Regions from separate parts of the Homo sapiens genome. Here region 1 is linked to region 2. A link is an interaction called in ENCODE POLR2A ChIA-PET data of the cell type or tissue named here. Cell type or tissue: B cell. All regions are shown on one strand. Links, peaks and the distances in the headings refer to the core of each region. The heading gives the core; the rest is flanking DNA. Region 1 has its middle 49 kb from the start of PLCG2. Region 2 holds the start of LOC124903731 (a long non-coding RNA gene).

What was found. Peaks named below come from ENCODE experiments on the same cell type or tissue, not always from the same donor. Only the 100,000 strongest peaks of a DNase experiment are listed, where the experiment ranks them.
Region 1: POLR2A ChIA-PET joins it to region 2 with 14 read pairs; 6 of 35 experiments call an interaction of 5 or more read pairs at or near these places.

Annotation. Positions count from the first base shown.
Region 1 is chr16:81,725,420-81,734,948 of GRCh38, forward strand. No RefSeq gene overlaps it. Among named protein-coding and RNA genes, the nearest start is that of PLCG2, 49 kb to the right of the region's middle. In B cell, for the core only: a CTCF peak has its summit at 5,004 (motif pointing left); DNase peaks (open chromatin) are centred at 4,188 and 5,082; H3K4me3 peaks cover 1,037 bases; H3K27ac peaks cover 890 bases.
Region 2 is chr16:81,823,921-81,833,449 of GRCh38, forward strand. The region is part of intron 2 of PLCG2 (phospholipase C gamma 2); the gene reads left to right. LOC124903731 (a long non-coding RNA gene) reads right to left here and starts at 7,974. Exons shown (of 2, transcript XR_007065139.1): 1 at 7,878-7,974; 2 at 5,666-5,916. RefSeq lists enhancers at 7,324-7,905, 7,906-8,487, 9,178-9,227. In B cell, for the core only: no CTCF peak of the experiment used is centred there; a DNase peak (open chromatin) is centred at 4,227; H3K4me3 peaks cover 1,422 bases; H3K27ac peaks cover 4,834 bases.

The DNA.
Region 1 (9,529 bases), core at 3,106-8,105, 98 kb before region 2:
GGTGGGGGACAGTGATTCCCTTGTGGGCTGTTTTGTGAATAGCAGTAATGCATTTCACAGCCCTGGAGACGTGTCCATCACAGATAGGGGATGCTCCAGGCCACCCCTGTTCAAAAGAAATAGAAGACAAGCCACGTAGATAAATTTAAATGTTATGGTAGCCGCATTTTAAAAATTAAGAAGAAATAGGTGAAATTAATTTTGACAATACATTTTATTTTCTTTCTTTCTTTCCTTTCTTTCTTTCTTTCTTTCTTTCTTTCTTTCTTTCTTTCTTTCTTTCTTTCTTTCTTTCTTCCTTCCTTCCTTCCTTCCTTCCTTTTTTTTTTTTGATTGAGACGGAGTTTCGTTCTTGTCACCCAGGCTGGAATGCAATGGTATGTTCTCGGCTCACTGCAACCTCTGCCTCCTGGGTTCAAGCGATTCTCCTGCCTCAGCCTCCCAAGTAGCTGGGATTATAGGGGCTCACCTCCACACCTGGCTAATTTTTTTGTATTTTTAGTAGAGATGGGGTTTCACCATGTTGGCCAGGCTGGTCTCAAACTCCTGACCTCAGGTGATCCGCCTGCCTTGGCCTCCCAAAATGCTGTGACAATATATTTTATTTAACCTCACATATCCAAAATATTATCATTTCAATGTGTAGTCAATATAAAAAATGACTAATGAGATAGTTTATGTATTTTTCCCCCATACTAAGTCTCAAAATCTGGTGTGTGTCTTGCATTTAGAGCACGACTCAGTTCACACCAGCTACATTTCAAGTGCTCAGTAGCGGCCATCTATACCTGGTGGCTGCTGTGTAGACAATGCAGTTCTAGAATTTCTATAAACCAGTAGCCAAGGCAGTGGCCACATAATAAGGAGTGTGGCACTGACCGGGTGCAGTGGCTCATGCCTGTAATCCCAACACTTTGGGAGGCTGAGGCAGGCGGATCACTTGAGATCAGGAGTTTGAGATCAGGCTGGCCAACACAGTGAAACCCCATCTCTACTAAAAATAGAAAACTTAGCCGGGCATGGTGGCAGGTGCCTGTAGTCCCAGCTACTTGAGAGGCTGAGGCAGGAGAATTGCTTGAACCCCGGAGGCAGAGGTTGCAGTGAGCCAAGATCATGCCACTGCACTCCAACCTAGGCGACGGAGCAAGACTTCATCTCAAAAACAAAACAAAACAAAAAACAAACAAACACAAGAAAAGGAATTGGGGCACTGAGGGGGCAGGAATTGAGACAGCATTTACATGTTGGTAAAATCTTTCTACTTAGCATGCATGTTTACGGAGAGGCTTTCCAAGCCACCGGGGAGCACTGTCCCATCAAACCCCAAGCACTAAAGGTCTCAGGCATGACCTCCTGGAATGGGTTCTGGCAGAATGGACTTGCAGAGGTAAGATTCCCAGGTCTACCCCAAAGTCTCAATTGAGAGCCAGCATCTGTCTCTTGCAATTGATTTTTTAAAATAAGAGTATATTCATTTACAAAGGACTTGTAGATCATAACCGTGCACCCGTGGAATAAATGAATGAATGAATGAAAAATGCCAGTGTGAAGAACAGAAAGCAGCTCTTCTCATGGAATGAGGGGCGGTGGATCGGGCATCTGACCTACATCTAAACTCAGGGGTTGGGCAACGAGACTGGAATTTTGATCTTGGGCTGCAGACCATCAGAGATGTGCCTGGGGCAGGCAGTTGTAGACTCAGTCAGAGCTGCATCCTTATTAGACGTGGATCCCAAAGTGCATCCAGAGCCCCCGTTTCCACTGCCCATCATCCCATCAGGAGAGGGCCCTGCCTTTGCTTCTCACAGCCTTTCATTCATCCAGTCACCCATTCATTTATTCACTGAGCACAATGTATCAAGTAGAACCTTTAAAAAGTTGTGCTAAGTGGAAGAGGCCAGTCACAAAAGTCCACATAATGTGTGATTCCATTTATACGAACATCCAGAGTGTCTATAGAAACAGAAAGTAGGTTAGTGCTTGCTTAGGGCTGAGGGGGATGGGGGATAGGAGGGTGACTGCCCACAGGTACAGGGTATCATTTTTGGGTAATGAAAAGGTTCTAAAATCGACCATGATGATGTCTGCACAGTTCTGAATACACTAAATACCATTGCAGTGCACACTTTCTAAGGGTGAATTGAACGGTGTGTCAATTAAACCTCAATAAGGCCATCTAAAAATATGTGTTGAGCACTTACTGTGTGTTGGGCACACTGGGGACTCAGGAGTGAATGGAACTAATGCCATCCTCACCCTCAGGCCACATACAGTGTGGGGATGGAGGCAGCTGCTAAACAAATGATCATACAAATCATTTTCCTTTTTGTTTTGCATTCTATTTTGTTTTTAATGGACACTGTAAACCAAAAATAAAATTGTAAGGCCCTGCAACCTTCTGAATGGACCCCTCCTCTAGGCCAAGGACATTCTAGAATGAACCTGAAAATCTAGTTCAGGCCGTCATGGAAGAGGGGGTTGGACATTTCTTATTATACCCTCCAGCTTTAACACAGACCTTAAGTCTGATAAGAAACATTTACAATCTATTCTCTCTGAAGCCTGTTACGTGAAGGCACCATCTGCATGATAACACCTTGGTCTCTACAACCCATATGGCAACTCAGACCTTTTCTTTTCTTTTCTTTTCTTTTCTTTTCTTTCTTTCTTTCTTTCTTTCTTTCCTTCCTTCTTTCCTTCCTTCCTCCATCCCTCCCTCCCTCCCTTTCTTTCTGTCTTTCTGTCTTTCTCCTTCCTTCCTTTTTTTTTTTTTTTGAGACAGAGTCTCTCTCTGTCGCCCAGGCTGGAGTGCAGTGGCGCCATCTCGGCTCACTGCAAGCTCCGCCTCCTGGGTTCACGCCATTCTCCTGCCTCAGCCTGCCGAGTAGCTGGGACTACAGGTGCCTGCCACCATGCCTGGCTAATTTTTTTGTATTTTTAGTAGAGACGGGGTTTCACTGTGTTAGCCAAGATGGTCTTGATCTCCTGACCTCATGATCAGCCTGCCTCGGCCTCCCAAAGTGCTGGGATTACAAGCGTGAGCCACCACGCCCGGCTGTCTTTCTTTCTTTCTTCCTTCCTTCCTTTCCGTGAGCCAGCATGCCCTTCCTCCCTCCTCCCTCCCTCCCTTCCTTCCTTCCTTCCTCTCTCTCTCCTTCCTTCCTTCCTCCCTGCCTTTCTTTCCTTCCTTCCCTTCCTTCCTTCTTTTCTTCCTTTCTTTCCTTCCTTCCTTTCTTCCCTCCCTCTCTTTCCTTCTTTCCTTCCTTCCTTCCTTTCTTTCTCTTTCTTTCTTCACAGGGTCTCACTGTGTTGCCCAGGCTGGACTGCAGTGGCATGATCTTGTCTTACTGTAACCTCCACCTCCCAGGTTCAACCCACCTCAACCTGCCAAGTAGCTGCAGTTACAGGCATGTGACCCCACACCTGGCTAATTTTTGTATTTTTAGTAGAGATGGGGTTTTACCATGTTGTGCAGGCTGGTCTCGAACTCCTGACCCCAAGTGATCCACTCACCTCAGCCTCCCAAACTGCTGAGATTACAGGCGTGAGCCACGGCACCCGGCCACGACTCAGACATTTCTTACTACCGATAATAACTTTTCAACCAATTGGCAATCAGAAAAATTTACATCCATCTACAACCTGGAAGGCCCTGCACACTTTGAGTTGTCCCACGCTTCCAGATGGAACCAATGTCAGTCTTACACATATTGACGTATTACGCCTCCCTAAAATGTATAAAAACAAGCTGTACCTTGACCTCCTTCGACACATTCAGGATCTCCTGAGGCTGTGTCACCGGCACGTCCTTAAACTTGGCAAAATAAACTCTCTAAATTGATTGAGCCCTGTCTCAGATACTTTGGGGTTCACAATACTTGGCAATGGTACATATTTATGGTTTCCATACATGTATACATTGTGTAATGATCAAATCAGGGTAACCAGCAAATCCATCACCCCAAACCTTGATCATTTCTTTGTGGTGAGAACATTCAGACGTCTCTTGTCGCTGTTTGGAAACACACACCACGTTATTGTTAACTGTCCTCACCCTGGGGACAGCAAGGAGGGCCGAAAGGAAGTGCAGGCTGCTGTGAGCGCCTTCAAGAGGGGGCAGCACTGAGCTCACCTGCGAGCCTAGGCCTGGAGAGCAGCTGGAGTCTCCAGCCCGAGGGGAGGCGGAGGAGGAAACTGCCTTGCAGGCAGAGGGAAGAGCATGTGCGGAGGCCCCGAGGCAGAGCCTGGCAATTCGTCGGCGGAACAGATGCTGGAAGTGGGGAGGAGGAGGAGGAGGAACAGGAGGAGGTACGGGGGTCTGGGCCGCTGTAGAGAGCCGAGGCCTCTGAAGTCTCAGCACTAGGGCAGTGGGAAGCTGTTACAGGGTAGACGCCCGGGATGTGGGAGGGGCTATATGATAATCTGGGAGGTTTTTTGTTTTTTTTTTTTTTTTTTTTTGAGATGGAGTTTTGCTCTTGTTGCCCAAGCTGGAGTGCAATGGCGTGATCTCGGCTCACCGCAACCTCCGCCTCCCGGGTTCTAGTGATTCTTCTGCCTCAGCCTCCCGTGTAGCTGGGATTACAGGCATGCGCCACCATGCCCAGCTAATTTTTGTACTTTTAGTAGAGACGGGGGTTTCACCTTGTTGGTCAGGCTGGTCTCGAACTCCCGACCATAGATGATGCGCCCGCCTTGGCCTCCCAAAGTGCTGGGATTGCAGGCGTGAGCCACTGCGCCCGGCCTGGGAGTTGTTCTGTATTGTGGAGTAAAGGGAGGCAGAGGTGAAGCCATCGAGAGAGCAGCGAGCTCATCGCTCCCCACATTCTATTAAAATGCACATTCTCCCGGGAGGGGGTTTCCAGTTAATGAAACAGGAAGCGAGGTCTGTTGAGCTTGCAACCAGCTGAGAGCAATTTGAGGACAAAAGGGAAGGGCGGGAAGAAGCGGGATCTCGGGAAGGTGGCAGGCAGGTGAGAGCCTGGCTGGCCCGTTCACGCCTGTCTGCCCCTGGTGGCCAGGACGGGAAGGTCAGAGGACAGGGTCGGAGGCGCCAACGCTCCTGGGGTCCCAGCTGCTGCAGATCCGGGCTGGGGCTGGGCCTGGCCGCTGCTGGGGGCGGGAGGCAATTCCCAGCCCCGGGCCGGTGACGTCAACGTTGTCATGGAGACCCGGCTTCCCTGCCCAGCGTTGCAGCTGCGGGAGCCCGGGCTGGGAGGCTCTGTGAGGCTGAGGGAAGCAGAGGGCACAGACCTGGGTCCTGCAGGCGGTGGCTCCACCTAAGAGCACAACCCTGCCAGAGGCAGGATGCCCAGAATGGGCGGGGCTCCCTGCTGCACCCAGCCCGCCCCGACCCTTGCCGCCCAGACGTGGCTTCGGCCTTGCGCTGGCTCCTGGGGTAGCGGATGGGGAACCCCCTGAGATGGGGGCCCAGGCTTCCCCACCTTGGGGTCCAGGGACTGCCCTCTCAGGGGCGGACTCAGTCCCCAATCTGGAAGTTGTCTTGGCATAAGAGTGTTCTGGCATGCTCCTGTCGTCGTCCCCTTAACAGGAGTGTTTCCGGACCAAACTGAGGGTGGGGCTGCTTATTCTCGCGGCCCAATAACGAGATGCAGATGAACGGGGAAAGGAAGGAGTTGATTTCTGTAACCGGGTGCAGGGAGAAGGCCTGGAAATTATCCCCAGACCAACTCAAAATTACAAAGTTTTCCAGAGATTATGTACCTTCTAAGCTATATGTCTACGTCTGAGTGTGTATTCATCTAAAGACATAAGTGATTAACTTCTTTCTTTCTTTCTTTTTTTTTTTTGGAGACGGAGTTTCACTCTGTCACCCAGGCTGGAGTGCAGTGCACTGCAGTTCACTGCAACCTGTGCCTCCTGTGTTCAAGCAATTCTCCTGCCTCAGCCTCCTGAGTAGCTGGGATTACAGGCATGCACCACCCCGCCCAGGCTAATTTTTCTATTTTTAGTAGAGACAGGGTTTCACCATGTTGGTCAGGCTGGTCTCGACCTTCTGATCTTGTGATCCAACCACCTGGGCCTCCCAAAGTGCTGGGATTACAGGCTTGAGCCACCATGCCTAGCCGTGATTAACTTCTATAACTAAGGTCTGAGTCCTGAAGCTCTTCCTCTGGAGCCTCAGTAAATTTATTTAATCTAAATGGGTCCAGGTGCTGCGGTGATTACCCTTATCTTGTCTCCTGCTAAATCATGGGGGTTTGGGGAGTTCCTTCAGACCCCCAATAAACTTGCCTGTGGAGGCCTGGGGAGTTATTTCAGACCCCCAGTAAAACTTGTTTAATCCTAAACAGGTCCTGTTAAGAATTCCTTCGTTATCCTGTCATGCTTCAAGGCCCAGGAAAGGCCCAGGCAAAACTCTTGGTGGGCTTTTGTGACATTCCAGCCTTTGTAGAAGGGCACTGGCTCTCTCAGCTATTAATGTTTCACTGAACTACTCGGTCAGTGCCGAAGCCGTTGTGATGAAGCCTGCGTTAGTGAGACCCGGCCTGCACAGGAGCACATGAAGAGGGAACCAGAAGCCTCTTACTGACCTCCTTCCACTCCCCCCGTTCTGTTTCCAATGCCTATTCACTAAGGAACATTGACCGAGCCCCTCCTTGTGCCAAGCAGTGTCCTGAATGCTTTATGAGGTCACGGAATCCTCCCTGTGGCCCCAGGACCTACAAGGGACATTTTGGAAGCCGCTGGTTTATTTATTGTTGAGCACATATGTGTTCACACATGTGTTCCCTGGAGCACATGTGTGAAATGGTGTTCTTCTTGGCGCTATGGACTGCTCTGTCAAATCTTTCCAGTTTGTTTTTTTAATAGATGTATTTTTTGTTTTTGGAGACAGGGTCTCACTCTGTCACCCAGGCTGAGGTGCACTGGCACCATCATAGCTCACCGCACCCTCCACCTCCTGGGCTCAAGTGATCCTCCCACATCAGCCTCCTGAGTAGCTGGGACTACAGGCCAGTGCTACCATGCCTATTTTTAAATTTTTTATAGAGACGGGGTCTCACCACGTTGCCCAGGCTGGTTTCAAACTCCTGGCCTTCAGTGATCCTCCTGCCTTGGCTTCTTAAAGCACTGGGATTACAGGTGTGAGCCGCCATGCCTGGGCTTTTCCAGTTTCTTAAAATACCTTTAGTAGCACAAAGTCAGTCTAAGCTAGTTAAGACTTTGGCCTCAAAACTCAGTTCACGTTTCCTTCAGCCCCTCCCTTTTCTGAGCACCTGCCTCATTTTGCTGGGGTTGCCCTTGTCCTCCGTAGGCCATTGCTGCTTCTCTGGCTGACAACAGGGATGTTCAAATGGTGGTCCAGGTGTGAGCTTTGGGAGAGACCCCATGAGGCAGGGGTGGAGGTGATGGTCCCCAGGCCATATTCCCCCCAGCCCCTTCCCCCTGTGGGCCACCTCCCGCTGCCCCCTGCTGGGTCTCTTCTTCCTTTCTGGGTGGCATAACAGGAAGCTATCTCAGGCTTACTGCCTCCTGGTGTCCACTTGACTCCCAGAAAGTCACACTGCCCTGACCTGTAGACTGGAGGACATTGCTGTGGTCACCTCTCCCCACCCAGGCACCTCTTGCTAGCTGCCTTTCTCTAGTCCAGGCAGGCAGCATGAAGATCAAGCATCACCTGCCTTGGGCTGGGGGTGGCTGGAGGACAGGAGTGAACCCGGAACCTGGGAAGGAGATTTCCCTCTTTTTCTCTCCCTGCTCATGGACCTCAAGTCTTCTGTTGGAGGTGGGATGACATATGGAGAGAGTGGAACATTTTGCACCACTTTTTAATAAGCCCTGAAGTCGTCTTTTAGTTTTCTACCTTTAGAACATGGGGAACTCATGCCTAGATGGTGATTTCTAGACTGCTAGAGAAGGCTCACTCAGTCTCCTCTTATTTTGACCATCCATCTACCCAATGATCCATCCACCCACCCTCTATCCATCTATTCTCCATCCATCCAGCCATCTACTTATTCATCCATCTGTCCATCCTCTCTCCATCCACCCTTCCACCTACCCATCCACCCACTCACCCATCCATCCATCCATCCATCCATCCATCCGTCCATCCACCCACCCATTCATTTATCTATCTACCCATCCATCTATCCATCCATTCACCATCATCCACCCACCCATCCATCTATCCATCCACCCACCTATCCATCTATTCATCTATCCAGCCACCCATCCATCTATCCATTCACTCATTCATTCATCTATCCATACATACATTCACCATCCATCCATTCATCCATTCACCCTCCATTCATCGACGTTGACTGTACACCTACTATGTGCCAGTCACTCTGGTAGATGCTGAGGATCTAGCAATGAACAAGCAAGACCAAAATTCCCATGCTTATAAAGCTTATGTTCTGGGAGGAGTCAGGCAATAACAAAATCAACAATGAAAAGATATAGTGGGCCAGGCGTGGTGGCTGGTGCCTGTAATCCCAGCACTTTGGGAGGCTGAGGCGGTAGATCACTTGAGGTCAGGAGTTGGAGACCTACCTGGCCAACATGGTGAAACCCCATCTCTACTAAAAATACAAAAATTAGCCAGGTTTGGTGGGACCTAGCTACTCGGGAGGCTGAGGCACAAGAATCGCTTGAACCCGGGAGGCAGAGTTTGCAGGGAGCTGAGATGGTGCCATTGCACTCCAGTCTGGGTGACAGAGCGAGACTCCATCTCAAAAAAAAAAAAAAAGAGAGAGATGGAAAAGATGTAGTACCTTAAAAGGATAAATACGGTAGAGAAAAATTAATCCAAACAGGGGACTGGTGAGAGTTGAGGAGGGGTATCCAGGTGGGGCTCACTGAGAAGGTGACATTTGAGCAAAAACCTGAGGGAAGGGAGAAGGGAGCTGAGTGGGTATTTGGGGAAAGAGTATTCTAGGCAGAGGGAACAGCCAGTGCAGAAGCCCAGAGGTGGGAGTGGGCACAGAGTGTGAGGAGCAGGAGGAGGGGATGCAGCCAGGGCAGAGTGGGCACAGGGGAGGAGAGGGGAGGGCCGGGTCAGCGGCTGCTTGCGGGCCTCTGGGTGTCATTGGTTTCACTGTCCATCCGCTCGGTCCACAGTAGCTCCACATGCACTGCAGCACTTGCTGCTCACCGGGCCCCTTGCTGAGGGTTCCCCTGTGCACGTGTCATCTCATCTCCAAAATAGTCTCATCATTCTCATTTTATAGATGAGAAAACTGAGGCCTGAGCCTGTAAGGTGAACCATGAGGGATGAGAAGGGAATAGGCTGGAAGTGGGTATTTGGGGTGGGTCGGGCAGAGCCCAGGCCTACATGACATTCTCTGGGAAGAGGCAGCCAGGCCTTTGCCAAAAACCTCCCTATGGCTGCCCCAGTTGGCCCAGGTTCTTGAACCTAGAAGAACCCAAATCTTCTTGTCACAAACTCTCTTGGGGAGGCAAGAAGCTTCTCTGTTCCCAGCCTTCCAGGATGACCAGCCCCAGCGGGCGTGTGTGTGGTGGGGTGGGGGAGAGGGAGGGACAGAGCCAGGTTTTTCCTACC
Region 2 (9,529 bases), core at 2,263-7,262:
TTTCTTCCTTCCTTCCTCCCTTCCTCCTTTCCCTTTCCCTTTCCTTCCTTCCTTCTTTTCCTTCTTTTTCTGTTTCTTTTTCTTTTTCCTTTCCTTTCCTTTCCTTTCCTTTCCTTTCCTTTCCTTTCCTGTCCTGTCCTGTCCTGTCCTGTCCTGTCCTGTCCTGTCCTGTCCTTTCCTTTCTTTCCCTCCTTCCCTCCCTCCCTCCCTCTCTTTCTCTCTTTCTTTCTTTCATGGAGTTTCACTCTTGTCACCCAGGCTGGAGTGCAATGGCGTGATCTCAGCTCACCGCAACCTCCACCTCCCGGCTTCAAGCAATTCTCCTCCCTCAGCCTCCCAAGTAACTAGGATTATAGGCATGCGTCACCACACCTGGCTAATTTGTGTATTTTTAGTAGAGACAAGGTTTCACCACGTTGGCCAGGCTGGTCTTGAACTCCTGATCTTAAGTAATCCACCCACCTCAACCTCCCAAAGTGCTGGGATTACAAGCGTGAGCCACTGCACATGGCCCCAGCCACTTATTTTCTTGTGATTTGTCAGCAAACAGCCTCTGGGGTTGTGACTGCTGGAAAGCACCTCCAGCTTTTGTGGAGCCAGGTGTGGCTGGCACTTTTCGTTGGGATCATGTTTGGATCTCCCTCAGGCCTTCTCACCATGTTCCTCGTGTGCCACACTGGTGAGATAACGGGGTGTGGGAGAGACTGGGCATTCAGATTCAGCGGTTATAATTAAAGGGCAACACTGAGGCCAGGATGGCTGGGATCCTCTCGTAGCTGCCATGTGACCTCTGGCCTTTTTGTCCTTCCCCATGATGTCACCTTTCATTGGATGGTGACTCCCTGCACATACCCCCAAAGGTGTCCATGTCCTAATCTTTGGAACCTGTGGATATGTTACATTATGTGGCAAAGGAGATTTTTGCATGTGTGATTAAGGGAAAGATCTTGAGATGGGGAGATTCTCCTGCATGACCCAGGTAGGCCCAATGTAATTACAAGGATCTTTAAAAGAGGAAGGTAGGAGGTCACAGTCAGGGAGAGAGAGCAGGATTCTGGCTTTGAAGGTGGAGGAAGGGGCCACAAGCCAAGAAATGCAGGTGGCCTCTAGAGCTGGGAAAGGCAATGGGTGGATTCCCCCTTGGAGCCTCCAGAAGGAACACAGCCCTGCTGACTCCTTGGTCTTAGCCCAGCGAGACCCGTTTTGGAAATCAGACCTGCATAATTGCAAGATGGTAAATTTGTGTTGTTGTAAGCCACTAGGTTTGTGGGGCCATCCTGGCCTCAGTGATGCTTATTTGGGAGTGTGTTTTTTTCCTATTACTGCTCTAATCTTTTAAATTAGATCTGAAGAGATGCTCTAATTTTTTTTTTTTTTTTTTTTTTTGAGACAGAGTCTCACTCTGTCACCCAGGCTGGAGTGCAATGGCATGATCACAGCTCACTGCAACCTCTGTCTCCTGGATTCAAGCCATTCTCTTGCTTCAGCTTCCCAAGTAGCTGGGACTACAGGCATGGCATGCGCCAGCACACCTGGCTAGTTTTTTGTATTTTTAGTAGAGACAGGGTTTCACCATGTTGGCCAGGCTGGTCTCCAACTCCTGACCTCAGGTGTTCCACCTGCCTCGGTCTCCCAAAGTGCTGGGATTATAGGCGTGAGCCACCGCGCCCAGCCCGAGATGCTCTAATCTTTTAGAGCAGTAATAGTAGGTTGGTGCAAATGTAATTGCAGTTTAATTGTAACTTTAATGGCAAAAATTGTGACAACTTTTGCACTCATCTAATAGGAAACACACTCCCACGTAACCATCTCCTGAGATCCCTTTCCTTGACCCATTCGGTAAATATTTACTGAGCCCCTCCACATGCTGGAGACTCTGCTTGTCACCAGATTGACCAAAGCAAGGTCTTGTCCTTCAGGGGTTCAAGTCTTAGGAAGACAGAGACAAGATGACAAGGCTAAGATTGTCACATAGGGTGTTAGGTGGATCGTAGAGAAAGAAGACATAGAAATCAGATGGCATTGGACCAGAGAAATTTTCTCAGATGTCAGTGAAAGGAGCTTTGAACTTGGAGCGAGCTCTGGAAATGTTGTCTGGTCGCACTGGGTATCTAGTAAATATTTCAAACTCAACGTGTCCAAAATGGAATTTGTCACCAAAACAACGGAGATCTCTGCCTTTAAAACCTATTCCTCCAGTTTTCCCCATTGTGGTAAGAGATACCACCATCCAGCCAGGTCCCCATGCCAGAAAGCTAGAGTCCTCCTCGGCCCCTTTGCCACCTTCATTTCTGGCATCATGTCCACCTCCTGGTTCTTGGGGTTCATCACTGTTTGGAGATGTGCTTCCCTCTGCCACGGCAAGGCTCCAGGATCCTAGGCTCAGAGATGGGGGAACCGAGAAAAGCATCAAGTATGATCTGTGTCCTCACCTAGGTGCAGTAGGAGGTCAGTGTAGGGGTCCATGGGCAGGTTCCCTGGGCTCCAGTTTCAGCTCTGCACTTACCAGTGTGACCTTGAGGTCAAAGTGCTCGACCTCGTGTGCCTCAGTCTCCTCACTGATAAAATCGCAATAATAGTAGGACCTATCTCACAGCAGTGTTTTAGAATTCAATGTAACAAGCACTTAGAATAACACATGTTCAGTCAGTGATAGTGGTGGTTGTTGGAGGAAGCTTCTCTACAATACTCAGTGCTTCAAATGGTGATAGCAGCAGCCACTCATTAACCACGTCCTCTCAGTGGTCTTATTAACCTCTGTCCTTGGCGCTTTAAAAATCCTCCTCATGCTTTTTGACGAGTCTACCCATTTTATAGATGGGGAAACTGAGTTTCATAAAGTAGCAAGAACCTTCCCAAAGCCACTTAGCTGGAACAGCTTTACCGTGATTTTCTAGTATGACTCTCAAGGCTGCCGGAGACAATTTTGAGTAATTGCTGGGTTTTTAAAAAGTTCTTCTTCTGTATCCATTTGAGGTCTTGGTTTATCCCTGCTGGAGATCCGCAGAACCAGCCTCCTGCCTCCTGTGGATCCGATGAGATGACTGAAGATAGGACACTTGATCCTGGACTTGTTTCTACTTCCAGCCTCCCTGTTCCCCTAGGGAATTTCCTCATGTTTTGCAGATTCCTAAGCCCCATGATTGTGCTGTGGCCTAGGGCTGCATGTCCTTGTTGACCTTGCGCTGAAATAAGACTCAGGGGATGCCCCTCAACGGGATGTGTGGTAAGGTGCATGGTTAATCTCATACATTATAGAGGATTGCTGGGTTTTTTTTTTTTTGGGGACAGGGTCTCACTCTGCCACTGAGGCTGGAGTGCAGTGGTGCCACTATCGCTCACTGCAGCCTCAGCTTCCCAGGATCAAGTGATCTTATCTCAGTCTCCCAAGTACCTGGGACCACAGGTGTATGCTCCCATGCGCAGCTATTTTTTGTATTTTTTTTTTGGTAGAGCTGGGGTTTTGCCATGTTTCCCAGGCTGATCTCGAACTCCTAGGCTCAAGGAGTTCACCTGTCTTGGCTTCCCAAAGGGCTGGGATTACAGGCATGAGTCACTGTACCCGGCCTGCATTTATTTCTTTAAAATCCTACTTCCTCTGTTTCAGATGAGGGATCAGAAACATAAATACCTGCAGGCAGCTGGATAGGTGACCTAAATAAGAGAAGCAGGTTGTATCTAGGGGACAAATGACAATAAACACAGGCTGCACACTGGGAAAGTTCTAAGGGTGGTGGGAACCGTGGTTAACGGGGAGTCAGTGCATGTGTGCCTGGTGTAAAGTGGACAGATCCTACGTCATGCTGCAGGCTCAGGGTCCACAGATCTGCAGTTGGAAATGTAGGTTGTTACTGTGAAATCTCCTCATTTAAAAAAAAGCGTTGACGCCGCCAGGCACGGTGGTTCATGCCTGTAATCCCAGCACTTTGGGAGGCCAAGGTGGGTGGATCACCTGAGGTCGGGAGTTCAAGTCCAACCTGATCAACATGGAGAAACCCCGTCTCTACTAAAAATACAAAAGTAGCCAGGCATGGTGGCGGATGCCTGTAATCCCAGCTCTTTGAGAGGCTGAGGAAGGAGAATTGCTTGCACCTGGGAGGCGGAGCTTGCACTGAGCCGAGATCATGCCATTGCACTCCAGCCTGCGCAACAAGAGCAAAACTCCGTCTCAAAAAAAAAAAAAAAAAAAAAAGTTGACTCATTGAAACACACAAATAAGCAAAATGATCTTCACCTGACAAAACACTCCTGTACCCTGATGCAGTTCCCAGGCCAACAACTTGTGAAGTCTGTTCCAGACTGTTGAGAAATGTCATTTTTTTTTTTTTTTTTTTTTTTTTTTTGAGACAGAATCTTGCTCTGTCACCCAGGCTGGAATGCAGTGGTGTGATCTCGGCTCACTGCAAGCTCCGCCTCCCAAGTACACGCCATTCTCCTGCCTCAGCCTCCTGGGACTACAGGTGCCTGCCACCACGCCCGGCTAATTTTTTTGTATTTTTAGTAGAGACTGGGTTTCACCATGTTAGCCAGGATGGTCTCGATCTCCTGACCTCGTGATCCACCCATCTCGGCCTCCCAAAGTGGTGGGATTACAGGCGTGAGCCACCGCACCCGGCCGAGAAGCGTCATTTTTATTCTGTGCTGTGGTGTGGTGCCTCTTCCTTTGCTTTTATGAGCTGCAGTTTTGATCAGCGAGTCCTTGCGGGTCAGCAGAGGGTCTTGAGAAAAGGTTGCTTTTACAACCTTAAGCAAGTTATAAAAGTCGTCTGAGACTCAGTTTCCTCATATAGAAGCCAGCCGTCACAGCCTCAGCCTTCCGAAGCTGCTGTGATGATTGAACAATGTGGCATTTTCCTGAGTGCCTGGTGAAGTCGGGTACATAGAAGGTTTCAACAAATGTGAATTTATTTCCCCTTAACTTGCATTCCTTTTTCTTTTCTGAATGCCGAGGTGGGTGGATCATGAGTTCAGGAGATAAGAGGCTGTATCTTACCAACTGCATTCTGATTTTACAGGAGATCACAGAATGAATTTCCTGTGTGGGCCATTCTCTCAAACATTGCTAGTCTCAGGAATAGTCAGAAAAGCACAGGACCTGGCTTTTAATGATGACAAGGACTGCCCCCTCTGCCCTGTCTTTTTTGTATCTGTGATTTTCATTCATTAATGGGGTAGTTAGTAGTTTTTATTTTATTTTATTTTTTTTGAGACGGAGTCTGGCTCTGTCACCCAGGCTGGAGTGCAGTGGCACGATCTCGGCTCACTGCAACCTCTGTCTTCCGGGTTCAAGCGATTCTCCTGCCTCAGCCTCCTGAGTAGCTGGGATTACATGCACACACCAACGTGCCCGGCTAATTTTTGTATTTTTAGTAGAGATGGGATTTCACCCTGTTGGTCAGGCTGGCCTTGAACTCCTGACTTCAGGTGATCTGCCCGCCTCGGCCTCCCAAAGTGCTGGGATTACAGGCGTGAGCCACCGTGCCTAGCCAGTTTCACCATGTTGACCAGGCTAGTCTCGAACTCCTAAGCTCAGGTGATCCACCCTCCTTGGCCTCCCGAAGTGTTGGGATTACAGGTGTGAGCCACCACACCCGGCCCATTTCTCTGTTTTATATTGCCATGATACCTTTGCCAAAAGTGAGAAATTAACATTACCACATCGCTATCAAAGTTCCAGAATTTATTTGGACTTTAACAGTTTCTCCTCGTATGTTCTCCTTCTGTTCCAGGATTCATCCAGGACACCACATTGCACCTAGTTTTTGTTTATTTCCATCGATATGTAGAGGTGTTTCTTTCTTTTGAATTGCTGTAGAGCATTCCATTGGTGACAAGAGCCATTTTGTCCACTCTCTCCTGCTGGGCATTTGTGCTGAGTCCCTTTCTCCTTTGAAATTGCAGAGGGTGCTGTGGTAGCTGTGGATGGGGAAGGAACCTCTGAGTGGGGGGGCGTGTGTATTTCCAGCCTCAGTAGTGAGTGCCAAATCGCTCTCTAGGGGGCTTATTCTACCTCTCGGTGGCATCCCCACTAGGTGCCAGGCACTTTCCTGCTGTGGACCCATGAACGGGCAGTGCTGTCTTGCCTTCAAGGAGTGGAGAGATTAAATATATAATAGTGGCCGGGTGCAGTGGCTCATGCCTATAATCTCAGCACTTTGGGAGGCTGAGGCAGGGGGATCACTTGAGCCCAGGGATTTGAGAATAGCCTGGGTAACATGATGAAACCCTGTCTCTACAAAAAGTACAAAAATTAGCCAGGCATGTTGGCACGCATCTGTGGTCCCAGCTACTTAGGAGTCTGAGGTGGGAAGATCACCTAAGCCCAGGAGGTTGAGGCTGTAGTGAGCTGTGATCATGCCACTCACTCCAGCAGTGTCTTGTCTTTTTCTTCTTCTTTTTTCTTGAGACAGAGTCTTGCTCTGTGGCCCAGGCTGGAGGGCAGTGGTGCTACTTTTGGCTCACTGCAACCTCCACTTCTTGGGTTCAAGCGTTTCTTGTGCCTCAGCCTTCCAAGTAGCTGGGATTATAGGCGCATGCCACCACCACTGGCTAATTTTTGTATTTTTATTAGAGACAGGATTTCACCACGTTGGCCATGCTGGTCTTGGAACTCCTGACCTCAAGTGATCCATAGGCCTCAGCCTCCCAAAGTGCTGGGATTACAGGCATAAGCCCCCATGCCTGGTAAGACTGTGTCTTAAAAAACAACAACAAAAAAATGTGTGGGGTGTGTGTGTGTGTGTGTGTATATATATATATACACACATATATTTTATATATGTATATATATGAATGAAATGGCAAAATCATCTGCCAAGGGCTGCAGCTGACTCCAGAGGACCCTGGAGGAGACTGACAGACACAGTGTGTGATAGTGGAGGGGGATGGGAAGGGTGAGGGGGGCATCGGGCTTCTGGATGACTGAGGGTATATGCAAGTGCAGAGACAGCGTGACTAGAATGTCCAGGCAGGAGAGGGGAGATGGACAGGCACTGCGGGTCATGAGGGTTTCAGAGAGCATACGCAGTGTGTCCCAGCTGGTGACAACCTTGCTCTTCCTACAACCAACCATACACATTTCCATCTTGGGGCCTTTGCATTTACTATTTGCTCTGCCTGAAATATTCTATCTCAGACATCAGCCCAGATGTCACCACCTCTGGGGAGGCCTCCCTGATAACACCTTCTATGAGAGCCCCTCCCTCCTGGTCACACACCATGCTTTGCTCTTCTTTGGTTTAGTTTTTGTAGCACTTGTGATTGCCAAGTGTAATAAATATTGACTTGTCTCTGTCTCCTCCTATTAGAATGTAATTCTTCGAGGCCAGGAATTTGGTCTGTTTTATTCATAGCTGTATCCCCAGCTCCCAGAACAGTGCCTGGCACGCTGGCTTTTACCTACTCTTTGTTGACCTAATGGCTGAATGAACGGACGTGACCATCATCGTGAGAATCTGTGGATAATAGCAGCAAACATTTAAACACAGGCTGTGTGCCAGGCACTGCACTAAGCACTTGGCCATGAACTTGGTCTCCTTAAATCCTCATGTCAATGCCACGAAACTGGCCCTCTCTATTTGTCTCAGTTTTACACCTGGGGACATGGTGGGGTTAGTATTTGAACCTCATCCAACCCCATACTCCAGTTGGGACCCCTGGCTGGGTCTCTGACCAGTGCTGGGAAAGAGGGAGGCAGGTAGATTTCAGCCCCAAGCTGTGGAGTCCAGCAGGCATTTGTACCCCGAGTGGGACTCAGATCCTTGTGTTAGGGGGAACTTAGGCCAGAAGTGCCTGGGCTAGAGGGTAATGGGGACCCCAGGAGGCTCCCCGCTCTTGCCCCAATCCTGCCTTGTCTGAAAGGGAAGGAAGGCTCTTACCTTCTAGCTGTCTGCAACAGGAACTGCCGGGAGGCCACGCTAGCCATCCCCCAACTTTGGTTTGCAAAACTCTGAGCCTGGTGGGGAAATGAAGGGCTGGCTTGCTAACCACAAATGAAGACTCATTTGCACAGGCAAAGCGGGGGCAGGGGTGACTCCTCTTGCCCTAGCGGAAGGGACTGACTTCTGCAGGCTGCTGTCTTGCTGGAGCCAGTCATGCCCCACCATTGAGCCTGGGCACTCGGACACAGTTACCAGCAGTGGGCTTTGTCGTCCTCCGGCCTCAGTCTTCTCCTTTGATAAATGGAGGGGGGGAATAGTGATATTGTGGCGATTCTGTGGCACTCAAATGAGGAAATGCACATAAAGCCTTTGCTCAGTGCCTGACTCATGGTGAATACTTGGGGGGATATTCACCATCATTGTTAACAGTGGTAGTGGTCAGAGGTGGCAGTCACCATCAGAGCCTCTCTCCTGGGCTCCGCTCCACATGGCAGCCACATTTTAGGAATAATCCTCAGATTAAGCAAAAGAGGTTAAGTGAATATTCCCTAATGCATGCTCTTCTTTTCCTTTTTGAGTAGAATCTGTCCCCACCCTGCCTTTTTTTGAGACACGATCTCACTCTATCACCCAGGTGGGAGCGCAGTGGCATGATCACGGCTCACTGCAACCTCTGTCTCCTGGGTTCAAGCTATCTTCCCACCTCAGCCTCCCAGGTAGCTGGGACTACTGATGTGCACTACCATGCCCAGCTAATTTGTGTGTGTGTGTGTATGTATTTTTTGTGGAGATGGGATTTTGCCGTGTTGCCCAGGCTGGTCTTAAACTGCAGAGCTGAAGCCATTCTCCTGCCTCAGCCTCCCTTAGTGCTGGGATTACAGGCATGAGCCATTGCGCCCAGGCAGAATCTACCATTTTAATTACACTTCTGTGAGTGGTATGATATCCAGTTGACTGCGTGAGGATCAGATCCCATTCTTGCAAAGCTAGAGAATGAGGCAGAGGCCTGCCATCCTTGCAGCTAGTGGGAGACCCTGTGGGTGACCCATTAGCCATAAGAGAGCAGGCTAAGTGCCCAGATAGGAAGGTGTCAGCGTGTGAGGCCCAGGCAGCCAGTGGTCAGCCGATACTTGAAGGCCTCCTGTGTGCCCAGCTTGCTGCTGGGGCCATGACAGTAACTGAGGGAAACAAGTCACGCTTGTGAGATGTGATGAGGACCTGGAAAGGGAAGTCCAGAAGCGGAAGGCAACCTCTCAGAGAGGGGGTGTCTTGTGGGGACTTACAGCCAAGGTGAGGGTGCTTTCCTGCTGGCACCCACCTCGCAGAACCCATTCCTTCCCTGAGTCTGGTCTGTGAGAAGAGCCCACAGCATGAGGATACCACGTTTGGGGTTCAGCAACCCCAGAATGAAAATCACCCTTTAAAGAAGGAGTGCTTTACCTTTCTGTGGGGGCCACAGCCTGGTTGTGTGTTAGAGTCACTGGGCTCTGGAGAAGCTTCTGGAGGACTGGGGCCTTCTTTCGCAATCTGTCCACACCCCCAGGGTCCTTTTTCCTGGACTGTGGCTCCGGTCGGTACACGGGTCCTGAGCCAGTATTCTGGCCCGGGGTGGCCGTTCCCTGTGGGTGAGGAGGAGGCACCTGGAAGCC